2 separate regions of the Homo sapiens genome follow, and region 1 is linked to region 2. The links are chromatin contacts, found by Hi-C or POLR2A ChIA-PET in ENCODE. All regions are on one chromosome and are shown on one strand. Each heading gives the region's core, a stretch centred on a gene start or an enhancer-like site at or near the end of the contact. The rest is flanking DNA. Distances are from core to core; before and after follow the strand shown. Region 1 overlaps HPCAL1 (hippocalcin like 1). Region 2 has its middle 25 kb from the start of HPCAL1.

Region 1 (5,911 bases), core at 2,465-4,964, 48 kb after region 2:
GCGTTCCCCACGGAGTCCCAGCGTGTATGCATGGGGTCACGGTGCTCCACGCTCTCAACCGTTGGTTGCAGGTTCCCGTCCAGCCTCTCAAGCTGGCTGCTCCCCTTTCTCAGTTGTCCCCTGTGCCTCTTGTACCCTAACTTCAGTGTTAGAGCACCTTTCAGGGGGAATGGCGTAAAAAAGCCTTCCTTTCCAGTAGACAGAGTGCCCTGGCCAGCAGAGGCCAAACACATTCCCATTCAGCTTTGTTTCATGCTGGATCTGGCCCCAGGCCTGCACCTGGCCCTGGCAGTGGGCGCACGTTAGGTGGGATTGCTGAAGACAATGGGTGACTGAGGCAGTTACAGGTGTCAGCCCCAGATGAGGCTCCCCAACCTGTACCCTTTACCCTGGAGCTGGCCCCATCTCTCACAGCCCAGTGGTGTACTACCTTAGGTAAGCACCAGTTGCGCCTCACTCTAATGAAAATAATAAAAGCTCAAATGACCAGCACTGTCCTACTGCTTTATACGCATGACCTCAGGTAATGAGAATTAGCCCACATCCATTCATTCCACAAATATTTATGGAGTGCCTACTGTATGCCAGGGATTCTTCCAGGCACTGGGGAGACATTTAAAAAACAATAACAACAACAACAAAAATCTGCGTCTTGTCGGAACTTCCATATACACTTCCACTGGCTACTTCATGGAAACATCTGGAACATCTGATTTTTCTAGTCTTCCCATTACTAAATGTGGCACAAGAACGTAGTCTAAAGGATGTACTTCACCATGCAAAAGCTCTTGTCATTTCAGAAAAGGAAGGAGAATTAAGTAAAATGTACTTCAAGAAAGTCAGTTAAGAATTTTTCCAGTTAATGAAAATTTAAAATGATTGGCTTTCATCTTGCTGTTTTCCAGGGTCCCACTATTAAGAACTCACTCATCCTGTTGTTATTAAGGGTGAAACCCAGACATTTCCTTATGTAAAAGCCAATTAAAATAAATTAAATGCAAATACTGTTTCATTGTCATGTCAGTTTTGAGAACCGGATCAATCAGAGGTTGTGGAAATGCCAAAGTTGTTAAGGCTGTGGTTACCATGACAACAGCTCTATTGTGTAAGTGGTCTGTTATTTGGGAATTCTTCCTTAGGTCAGGCTAACAGTGATGTCATTTCTCAGGGAAGGGGACGGAGTTCTCTGGAGTCAGGTCTGGGGCCAGGAGACCTGGTGAGCAAAAACTGGGGTTCAGCCAGAACTACCAGTTTTGTGACCATGGGAGACAGTCCCTTCCCCTTTTGCCTCAGTTTCCTCGCTTTGGGGATAGCCATTGCACAGCTGTGAGTATATTGTGGCCATTCAGCACTTCTCAAAAGTTGCTGCTCTGCTAAAAAATTTTGGGGATTCCTGATTTGCCGGCTGGTTTTCAGCCTATGTTTTGGGGAAATGCAAATGATAGGAAACCACCCCTGGTCCTGCCTTACCGGTTCTAGCAGACCTTTGGTGAAACTGGGAGTTCTTGGGTCCTCTTGGCTAGTGGCTAGTGAATACCTGCTGGGGGAGGGGGTGTTTGCTTTGCTTTGTGTTGGGGGTGGGGTTGTTATTGGTTTTTACATTTTGTTTGCAATATTGGGTTTGCTGGTTTTTGTGTTTTTTTTTTTTTTTTTTTTTTTTGAGACAGAGTCTCGCTCTGTCACCCAGGCTGGAGTGCAGTGGCATGATCTTGGCTCACTGCAATCTCCACCTCCCAGGTTCAAGTGATTCTCCTGCCTCAGCCTCCCGAGTAGCTGGGATTGCAGGCCTGCACCACCACGCCCAGCAATTTTTTTTTTTTTTTTGTATTTTTAGTAGAGACAGGGTTTCTCCATGTTGGCCAGGCTGGTGTTGAACTCCTGACCTCAAGTGATCCACCCACCTTGGCCTCCCAAACTGTTGGGATTACAGGCGTGAGCCACTGTGCCCAGCCGGGTTGCTGTTTTAGTTGGTTTTTGATTTTAGAGAGAGGGTCTCGCTCTGTGGCCCAGGCTGGAGCACACTGGTGCCGTCGGAGCACACTGGTGCCGTCATAGCTCACTGCAGCCTTGGCCCCCTGGGCTCAGGCGATCCTCCCGACATCGTAATTACATTTTTGCAGGGTTTTCAGTTCACAGGTGTGCTCTCCCACATCCCCATTTAAGTTTACTTATTTTTCAGCCCCAGCCTCTGAGGCTATCATTATTTTACAGACGAGAACACCGGGACTCAGAGGGTGATTTGTCCCTAGTCTCAGGGCTCCAAGGCGGCAGTGCCAGCGTTGGTGGGGGTCCCCAGTGCCAGGCCAGGGTGGCACTGTTCTCCCTGTGCCTCTCTGCTTGTCCCCACTGCCTGCTTCTGCAGAGGCCTGCTCAGAGCAGGTTTCCAGCAACCTTCCTCGCCAGCATCCTGCTAAGCAGGCCCTGGAGGGCGGTTTCCCTGCTTCCCCACACCGGGCCAGAGCTGCCTTGATATTTATTTCAGGGCATCCCTGCAGAGGGAACTGCTAATGCAGTCATGGCTTTAAGACGTCACAAGCCACAGCTGCAGGTGCTTCATCTTAAACATCTGCCTTCCTGGCTGGGAGAAGCCCGGGAGCACCTGCTGCAGGTGTCTTTGCACCTCGGTCCTGCTGGTCCCAGGCCCAGCTGCGGCCAATTAGCACCTCTGTTGGGCACCATGGCCATTTCCTTGCTGCATGGGAGCCGCTGGCCTTTTTCCACTGTGTTGGGGGAAAGTTGTTGGGAAATGAGGAAGCAGTTGGGGATTTAAAAACTCTATGCAGGAAATAGGCTGTTGGGTTAACATTTAAGCCACTGAACAGTCATGGAGTGTTTGCTTGGAAGTGAGGCCCACGAGGCTGCAGAGGGCCATGAGATTCAAGGATGGTGTTCGTCAGGCCTGTCCGTCATCCTCTCTGGGTTCGACACCATCTCAGGGTACTCATGCCTGTTAGGTGCTTGGTGAACAAAGGCATCCCAGACAGAATCAACCCAGAAGGAAGAGGGGTGGGTGGTAAACGTTCGTTAACTTAGCCATGTTCTCTTAGGGTTTCTTCTCAAAATAAGGGCAGATGGGAGATCTCCCTGCCTCAAGGGGTCCCTGGCCAAGGGGCTACAGGCAGATATTGCCCAGTCAGCCCCAGTGAGGTGACAGAAGGCGGGAGGTGGCTTCAGTGTGTTTGAAGGAGGCTGGCATCACAGGTTCTAAAGCAGATGGCAGGAGCCCTGTGGCTGGGCCTGCTTCAGAACCTTGGCTGGCTGCTCCTTGGAGGTGAGGTGGGGGCAGGCAGTGTTGGCTGGAGACTTGTGGGGGGAATTGGCCGCCTGGGGTGCGTGCTGGCCTGCCTGCCTTCCGCTTCCGTGCCATGAGCCCCTTGTTCTCAGCTGTGAAGGTAGGTGAGGCTGCCCTGCACCAGCCAGCAGACTGGGTTAAGGTGGGAATCAAAGGAGAGGAGGTGTTCAGCTGGCTGGAGACCTGCTGAGCCCCTTGCATGAGGAGGGATTTCTGTCCAGCGCCCCTGGTCCTCAAGCTCCTCCTCAGCAGCGTTCATGAGCACAGGGTGTGGGTGTGACTGGTCCCTTTGGGCAGAATCTGAGAGTGCCCCCTTCTCCCTCCCTGTGCATTTGAAAGTTGGCTGGTGCTCGCTGACAGATGCCGAGGCTCCCGTTTGGCAGCTGGCCATGGCAGCCGCTTGTCCTCCACTCTCCCTAGATTTGGCTGAGCTGGGCCCCTGCTGTGCCCCACATGCCCCGGCTCTTTGTCTCGGTTGTCCCTTTGGCTCAGCTCTGGGTGTCGGCTCCTCGGAAGCCCTTCGTCACCCAACCAGAGTGAACTCCTTCTCCCAGGTGGCCAGAGCATGTTGAAGTGACCCTGACTTTCTTCTGTGGGTCCTACATTTTAGCGGGGAGTACAAGTGCCTCTTCACTGCAGCATCTCCTAAGGAAGTGAGCCTGTGGGGAGGTCTCTGATGCTACTGGGAATCCAGCTTCACCTTCCCCCAACTCCTGGGATTTGCAGCCACAGCTAAGAGTGGGAGAACTTTGCCTTGTTTGCATTGCTCCAGATCGTGTTAAACAGAATTTCAAAACATGCATTTTGTAGGTAGTAGTTCTGTCATCCAGAATGTGTAAAGTAACTCTCTAGGTAGCTGTTATGGATGGCCTGCAGGAAGGATCATACCAGTGACTTCTTTTGAGCCCCCTGCCGAGTGGCTAGCGTCAGGTGGGGGATTAGACTCTGGTTCTTTGCTTCCTGGCCCTGTGAGCCCCAGGCAAGTCAGTTAACTTCTTGGAGCCTCAGTTTCCTGACATGCAAATCATACTGACCTGGTAAGGCTATTGTCAGGATTATATGAGCTATTATATCCTAAAGTATATTATATCATACTTTATAGAGCGTAGTATATATTCAACTAACTGCATTTGTGTTAGTTCCTTTATTTTGTTAACATGGGGATCAATGGCTTTTTTTTTCTGATTTGGTATTTATTTTAAGACTAGGTTGGGAACCAATTTTCCATAGTCATCTGTGGGTATAAGTACTCTTACCTTCAGCCAGGACTTAATTTTGGCCAAGAGCCTTGGCTTATTCCAGCAGAGAGTGGAGTTATTTAGAGCCAAACTGTAGGGGACTGAATTCTCTGTGTAGCACTTTCTGCAGACAGTGGTAACATTAATGACTTACTGCATATACATTCATAAGTGGGTGATTTATGGTTAGCCCCGGATCCATAACTTTCATTTCCTGACTGATATATCAGAAGCTTCATGTATAAAGGCGCATTAGATTTAGTAAGTGTAAAAGACTTAAGTTGAGGTCATTTCTGTCCACAAGCTGTTCATGGTGTAGCTGTTCATGTAGCTCAGCTGTGGGAATGGCCTGGCCCTATGTGATGCGGAAAGACAGCCAAGGGGGACAGTGGCACATGCCTGTGGCACTTGGTTCTGTGTGTGGTCTCCTTTGTATCCCCAGGAACTCTCTGCAATAGGAAGGTGATGGCCAGGATCTCATTTTACAGAGGAGGACACTGAGGCCCAGAGAGGTTAAGTGACTTGTCTGAGGGTTAACAGCTCCTGGGTGGCAGGATTTACATTGGCGCTCAGATGCATCTGAACCCCAACCTGGAGTGGTGCCAGCACAGAGCAGGTGTTCAGTAATGTTTGCTGACCTATGTGATGGTTAATATCATGCGTCAGCCTGACTGAGCCAAGGGATGCCCAGGTAGCTGGTAAAGCATAATTTCAAGTTGTGTCTGGGAGGGAGTTTCTGGAAGAGACTGGCACACTGAGTAAGGATCTGCCCTCACCAGTGTGGGTGGATATCATCCAATCATTGAGAACCCAGCTAGAACAAAAATGTAGAGAAAGAGTGAATGTGCTCTCTCTGCTTGAGCTGGGACACCCACCTTCTGCTGCTCTTGGACATGGAGCTCCCGGTTCTCAGGCCTCTGGGCTTGAGCTGGAGTGACTCCACCGGCTCTCCTGAGTCTCCAGCTTGCAGACAGTAGGTCTTGCGACTCTTCAGCCTCCATAATAACATGAACCAATTCCTCATAATACATTTCTGTCTGTTTATTTCTATATATTTATTGGCTCTGTTTCTCTGAAGAACCCTGACTAATACTTCCCCATCTGAACTTTCTCTGCCCCTTTTGTTCGACATGTGGGGGGTTGCTGGGGAAGCTAATTAGAATACAGGTTCCTGCTGACACCCCACCCCCACTCCCTTCCTTCATCAAGATCACTAGTGGTGAGCCTTTAAATGCCTGTAAGCTGTCCGAGGGGTTCTTCCTAAATTAAATTAAATTTTTAATTTTAATTACTTAATTTTTTTGAGATGGGATCTTGCCGTGTTGCCCAGGCTAGTCTCCAACTCCTGGGTTCAAGTGTCCTCCTGCCTCGGCCTCCCAAA
Region 2 (6,050 bases), core at 2,545-5,044:
ATCTCAGCACTTTGGGAGGCCGAGGTGGGCAGATAATGAGGTCAGGAGATTGAGACCATCCTGGCTAACACGGTGAAACCCCGTCTCTACTAAAAATTAGCTAGGCTTGGTGGTGGGTGCCTGTAGTCCCAGCTACTCGGGAGGCTGAGGCAGAATGGTGTGAACCCGGGAGGCGGAGCTTGCAGTGAACCCAGCCGAGATCGTGCCACTGCACTCCAGCCTGGGAGACAGCGAGACTCTGTCTTGAAAAAAAAAATTTCTCATTGTAACCAAATTTTTGCTAAACAAAACCAACGCCAGTCCTAAAAGTTTGGGAAGAACATTTCTGAGGGTTTCTCTGAATACCTGTGGACATCCCTTCATGCAGTGACCTGAAGGTTGTGTGTCAATCAAAGTTTCAGACATTCGAATGACACTTTAAATGTCCAATTAATTAGGCAGCTTTGCACAGAAGGGGCCCATGATGAACCCTTTTGTTACCGGAAAGGGGTCCAGATCCAGACCCCAATAGAGGGTTCTTGGATCTCTCAAAAGACAGCATAAAGTGAAAGCAAGTTTATTAAGAGACCAAAGGAATAACAGAATTGGCTACTCCACAGGCAGAGCGGCCCCGAGGGGTCCACTTTTATGGCCATTTCCTGATGATATGCTAACCAAGGGGTGGATTATTCATGAATGTTCCAAGAAAGGGATAGGCAATTCCCAGAACTGAAGGTTCCTCACCACTTGAAACCATATAGGATAACTTCCTGACGTTGCCATGGCATTTGTAAACTGTCATGGTGCTGATGGGAGTGTCTCTTAGCATGCTAATGCATTATCATTATTGTATAATGAGCAGTGAGGACGACGACCAGAGGTCACTTTCCTCGCCATCTTGGTTTTGGTGGGTTTTGGCCGGTTTCTTTACCACGTGCTATTTTATCAGCAAGGTCTTTATGACCTGTATCTTGTGCCGGCTTCCTATCTCATCCTGTGAATAAGAGTGCTTGACCTCCACCGGGCATGATGCCTGTAATCCCAGCACTTTGGGAGGCTGAGGCGGGCGGATCATGAGGTCAAGAGATCGAGACCATCCTGGCCAACATGGTGAAACCCTGTTTCACTAAAAATACAAAAATTAGCTGGGTGTGGTGGCACTTGCCTGTAGTCCCAGCTACTCGGGAGCCTGAGGCAGGAGAATCGCTTTAACCGGGAGGTGGAGGTTGCAGTGAGCCGAGATCACGCCACTGCACTCCAGCCTGGCAACAGAGCAGACCTCCATCTCAAAAAAAATAAAAAAATAAAAAAAATAAAAAAGAATGCCTGACCTCCTGACCTCCTTGGAATGCAGCCCACTGGCAGTAGGTCTCAGCCTTATTTTACCCAGCCGCTATTCAAGATGGAGTCACTCTGGTTTGAATGCCTCGGACACTTTGACCTCTTCTAGCTTCGGATCCCAAAGTGGCTTAACAGGGCAAACCTGTACCCTTGGTAGCCTGGACCAGAAGTAAGTGCTCCCTGCCAAGAAGTACCCTGCTGCTGCCCCCGCCAACTTTGGCTCAGTGTCTGTTTGAAAAGAACTGCATGCTTCTTCCTTTCCGTTTTCATGAACTGAAGAGGGCTGACCCGGCAGCTCTGCAGCCCCAAGCTGGCGGGCAGGTGACGGTGTCAGCATCACAGTCCCAGGCTCCGTCTCGGCTTTTCTTCTTCCCTCCCGTCCGCCCCAGTGGCTCTTCTCCTCCCACAGCTCCCTCACCTCCCCATGGCTGCCACCCCTTCACCCCTCGCCCAGACCTCTTTCCTGCATCCTGTCACCTGAGGGATGAACACTTCTTACGTCCCTGACCCTCGCCGCTCCAGTGCCCTCTGCCAAGACTGGTGCTGCCCTCCACCCACCCCTGGGCCAGGCCCGGGTTCGCCTTCCCTCTGCCTGCCCCTGCTTTCTTCCCTTCCAAACAGGGACAGAGTCGCTCAGGCCCCCGCCACCCTGTGCCTCCCCTTCTGCTTTCATGCCTGGCCCCAAGCCCTCCTGTCAGGACAGAGGGGCTTTCAGGCATTCAGCAAGCACTTAACACCTGCTGTATGCAGGGCACTGTCCCTACTCCGGAAGCTCACGCCAGCCGAGGGGGCGGTGGGTGGTCAGATCAGCTCACACCTGGTCAGTTGACCACAATACCAGGGGTGCTATTGGCGCCTAGGAGTGAGTCTCGGGCCACCTGCCTGACAGAGAGTCGTTAAAGTCAGGTCCTGAGAAGGGGCTGAAGCTGGGCAGGAGGAGAGTGGGGCCAGAGCATTTCGGGCAGAGCAGGTGATGTGTGTGGACACCCGAACCTGAGTGGGGGCCCTGCAGGACTGGAGGGGTGACGTGGGCTCTGCTTTCTTAGAGAGTGGTGGGAGGGGATGAGGCAGGGAGCGGGGATGAGGCAGGGAGCCGGGATGAGGCAGGGCATTCCATTCCTCGGAGCCTTGGGGGGCTTTGGAGGCTTGGAGCAGGGAAGTACTGGGATCCACTCGTGATCTAAGGGCTGAATTTGACACACAGGGGACCCACAGAGAAGCTCCACGCAGGCCGAGGGAAGGCCGCTGCAGTGGCTGTGGAGGCACAGATGAGGAGAGCATGTTCCTTCGAGGGATGTTTAGGAGGCTGGGCCGTGGGGACTTGGTGGTGGACCAGATGGAGGACGGGGGAGAAGCAGGCCACAGGTGACTCCCAGCTGCAGGTTCAAGGCCTCAGGGGGCCAGTGACGCCAGTTCCCAAGACGGGGAACGCCGGGAGCAATGGGCCCGGGAAGGAAGAGAATTGATGAATTTGGGACACGTTCAGCCTGGGACACCTGAGGACAAGTAGGTGGAGATGCTACGCTGGCAGGCAGAAGTGGGGTCCAGGCAGAGGCAGAGGGAGGAGGTGGCTCGCCTGCTAGAGGTCACTGAAGTGAGCCATGGCCAGTGGATGGCACCTGGCAGACCTGCGTGGGAAGGAATGCTCCCCTGCTGAACCCTAATCTCTGGAGCGAGGGAGGAACTTCGTCCTGTGGCAGGCCTGCCCGGCAGTGTTGCTGCATTCCGGGCAGCGGCAGCATCGGGCGAGGGTATGGGGTGGGAAGAGCGGACTCTGGTCTCAGCCCTGAGGAACTCTGCATCTGAGGAACAGGTGGAGGGGAAGCCGGCAGAGGGGGCTGAGCAAGAAACCCTGAGACATGGGGAGGACAAGGCTCTGTCCAGTACCGTAGAAGCCGCAGGAGGAGAGCTTCAGGCCAGGGCAAGCAGCCGAGTCAGAGCAGGGCGGAGGAGTGCCCACTGGACTCAAGTAAGAGGAGGGTGGAGGAGTGCCCCCTGGACTGGGGCCAGAGGAGGGTGGAGGAGTGCCCCCTGGACTGGGGTCAGAGGAGGGAGGAGGAGTGCCCCCTGGACTGGGGTCGGAGGAGGGAGGAGGAGTGCCCGCTGGACTGGGGCCGGAGGAGGGAGGAGGAGTGCCCCCTGGACTGGGGTTGGGGGAGGGAGGAGGAGTGCTCGATGGACTGGGGTCAGAGGAGGGCGGAGGAGTGCCCGCTGGACTCAGGGACACGAGGCCATCGGGGGCTTTGGGGGAAGCAGCTCTGATCATATGATGGAGGCCACACCAGAGTGCACCAGGAGCAAACAAACCCTGAGGCTTTTCCCATGACAAACTGTCCTAAAAAGGAAAGGATAGGCCCATCAATGAAAAGGAGCGTGGAATCCTGGGAAGAGCTGACTGTTCTGTGTTTTCAGATGTGGGTGGTGGAGCACGTGGTCGGTTATGATTGGGGTTGGCTGTGACACTATTTCGTTAGGAGAGAAGTTTAGAGGCCAGCAGTTTGTGGTGGGAATGGCAGCGCCTCTGTCATCAGACACCCACGCTGCCTCTTCCTTTCTGCTCACTGTCCTGGCCACTTCCGCCTGTGTCTCACTGGCCAGATCCCAGACACATGGCCCCACCCCGCTGCTTGGGCTTCTGTGGCCGAGGAGGAAGAGGAGAAGGGAATTGGTGGGTGACTGGCAGCTTCTGCCACATTCCGCTTAAATATTAATGAGAAATGCCAAAGTCACAGAGAAAGGAAGATGGTTTTTGGTTTCAGGTTCCTGAGAAGGCAGGGGTAGGGGGAGAGGCAGCTGTCCAAAGCCCAGGCGAGGAGACCAGGCTTTGGGAGAAGGACAGAAACGGCTTCCATGGCTCCTCTCCTGCGGGAGGGATGAGGGAGGAGGGGCTCGAGTCTGTAGATGTGGCCACAGAGGTCAAAGGCTCTCTGTCTGATGGCTTCTACATCATGAAGACAGCCGGGAGCTCTACCAAGAGTGTGAAGTGTGCAGAACAGGTCAGAGAATTTCAGAGAGTGGAGAAGATACAAAGCCCTCCTTAAACAAGATGGGGAATCAAATGGAGAAGCATGTGGGGGTTGCAGGTTAGTTCAAGATAGAACTCAAGAGCGCAGTTGACCAGGTAGATGTGGGCTTCCAGCAGGCTGGGAAGTTGGGGAGTGGACTCCCAGTAAGGCCAAGGAACAGCCTCGGAGGAGCCACTGGGCGGGCAGCTTGGAAGAGGGGCCAGCTCAGGAGGTGGGTGACTGGAATTCGGATTTGGGAGATGGTGCATTCCGAGGCAATGTCCAGGCTGTCCCTGACTGTGAGTGGAGCTGATGGCTGAGATGGAGGGAGATGATGTGGTGGAGAAGAGGAGGTGGAAGACCCAAGAAGCCAGGGCACCAAATGGGTCATCCACATGGCACCTGAGTTGTTTAGGATTGGGGCAGGAATTGGGCGTGAGCAAGACATAAAACAACGTCCTCGCAGCTCTGCTCGGCTCAGGGCTGTGAAGAGGCTGCCATGGGAAAGCAGTCGTGAGTTGGGTGTGTGACTCCCAAGCCCTGTATGGGACCCCAGGTGGTCTCCTGCGCCCATCCCTCCCCTCACTGGCCCAGCCTACCCAGGACTTCCACGGGCATCTGCTTCCCTCAGCTCAGAACCCCCAGCTCCACCCTTTGTAAGTTAAACTCCCAAACCCTAGCCTGGCGTTTGAGGACGCCTTTACCTGCAGAGTGCCGTGGCTCAGAGCAAAGACCCCTGATTCCGACCCCCTGGGTCTATTCTTGTGCCTGCCACTTAATATATGTGGGGCCTCAGCCAAGTTAACAAACCGCTTTGTGCCTCAGTTTCCCTCTATAAGATGGCGATAGTAAAGGACGTCTCTCTAGGGATTAAATGAGGTAACCTACATAAAGTACTTACAGGTGTTAGCTGCTATTTTAACTCCTCCTGGCCTCTTCGCACACGGGGCAGGCTACTGACCTCTTGGACCACTCGGAAGCCTCGCATTTTCCTGACTCCTGCCTCGGAAAGCTCTGCATGCCTTCCTCTCCTCTCTTCCTCAGTACGGAGCACCATGCCTCGGTAAGCTCTGCTATGCTAGTCCAGTGATGACTGGCCTGCCCTTCCCACTCCCACAGCTGGGCCCTAATTCAGGACAGCCTTGCCTCCTACCTGAACTCACACAAGACTGGCCTCGCTCATCTGTGCCCTCCCGCACTTGTTCTGATTCAGCTTATGCCCCCTAAAGAACAGTGGTGGCCTCTAGCCCACCAGGGGTTCCCCACCTCATTCAGAAAGGTGTGGCTCTTTCTTTCCTTTTTCTTTTTTCTTTTCTTTTCTTTTTAAAATTTTGAGATTGGCCGGGTGCAATGGCTCATGCCTGTAATCCCAGCACTTTGGAAGGCTGAAGCAGGTGTATCATCTGAGGTCAGGAGTTCGAGACCAGCCTGGCCAACATGGTGAAACCCCGTCTCTACCAAAAATACAAAAATTAGCCAGGCGTAGTGGCAGGCACCTGTAATCCCAGCTACTTGGGAGGCTGAGGCAGGAGAATTGCTTGAACCCAGGAGGCAGAGGTTGCAGTGAGCTGAGATCATGCTATTGCACTCCAGCCTGGATGACAGAGTAGTACTTTGTCTCAAAAAAAAAAAAAAAATTTGAGATGAAGTCTCACTCTGTTGCCCAGGCTGGACTGCAGTGGCATGATCGCGGCTCACTGCAACCTCTGCCTCCCAGGTTCAAGG

The links. Hi-C counts contacts between places; a loop is a spot of excess contacts on that map. ChIA-PET counts read pairs that join two places held with the same protein, here RNA polymerase II (POLR2A). Pooled maps may share reads with other maps.
Region 1: a loop to region 2 is called in a pooled map, with 4 times the contacts of the local background. The contact joins two enhancer-like sites. A Hi-C loop is called at or near these places in 10 of 168 maps with a recorded cell type or tissue (CD14-positive monocyte, CD4-positive, alpha-beta memory T cell, CD8-positive, alpha-beta T cell and 7 more) and 10 of 50 pooled maps. POLR2A ChIA-PET finds 5 or more read pairs at or near these places in 8 of 52 experiments (CD4-positive, alpha-beta memory T cell, GM12878, HepG2 and 5 more).

The regions. Positions count from the first base shown.
Region 1 is chr2:10,323,181-10,329,091 of GRCh38, forward strand. All of the region lies in intron 1 of HPCAL1 (hippocalcin like 1), which reads left to right. Among named protein-coding and RNA genes, the nearest start is that of HPCAL1, 23 kb to the left of the region's middle. Within about 2 kb of position 3,715, at least 8 of the 41 ENCODE cell types and tissues checked have a DNase peak (open chromatin) inside an H3K27ac peak, as active enhancers do.
Region 2 is chr2:10,274,782-10,280,831 of GRCh38, forward strand. It overlaps the pseudogene RN7SL66P. Among named protein-coding and RNA genes, the nearest start is that of HPCAL1, 25 kb to the right of the region's middle. Within about 2 kb of position 3,795, at least 14 of the 41 ENCODE cell types and tissues checked have a DNase peak (open chromatin) inside an H3K27ac peak, as active enhancers do.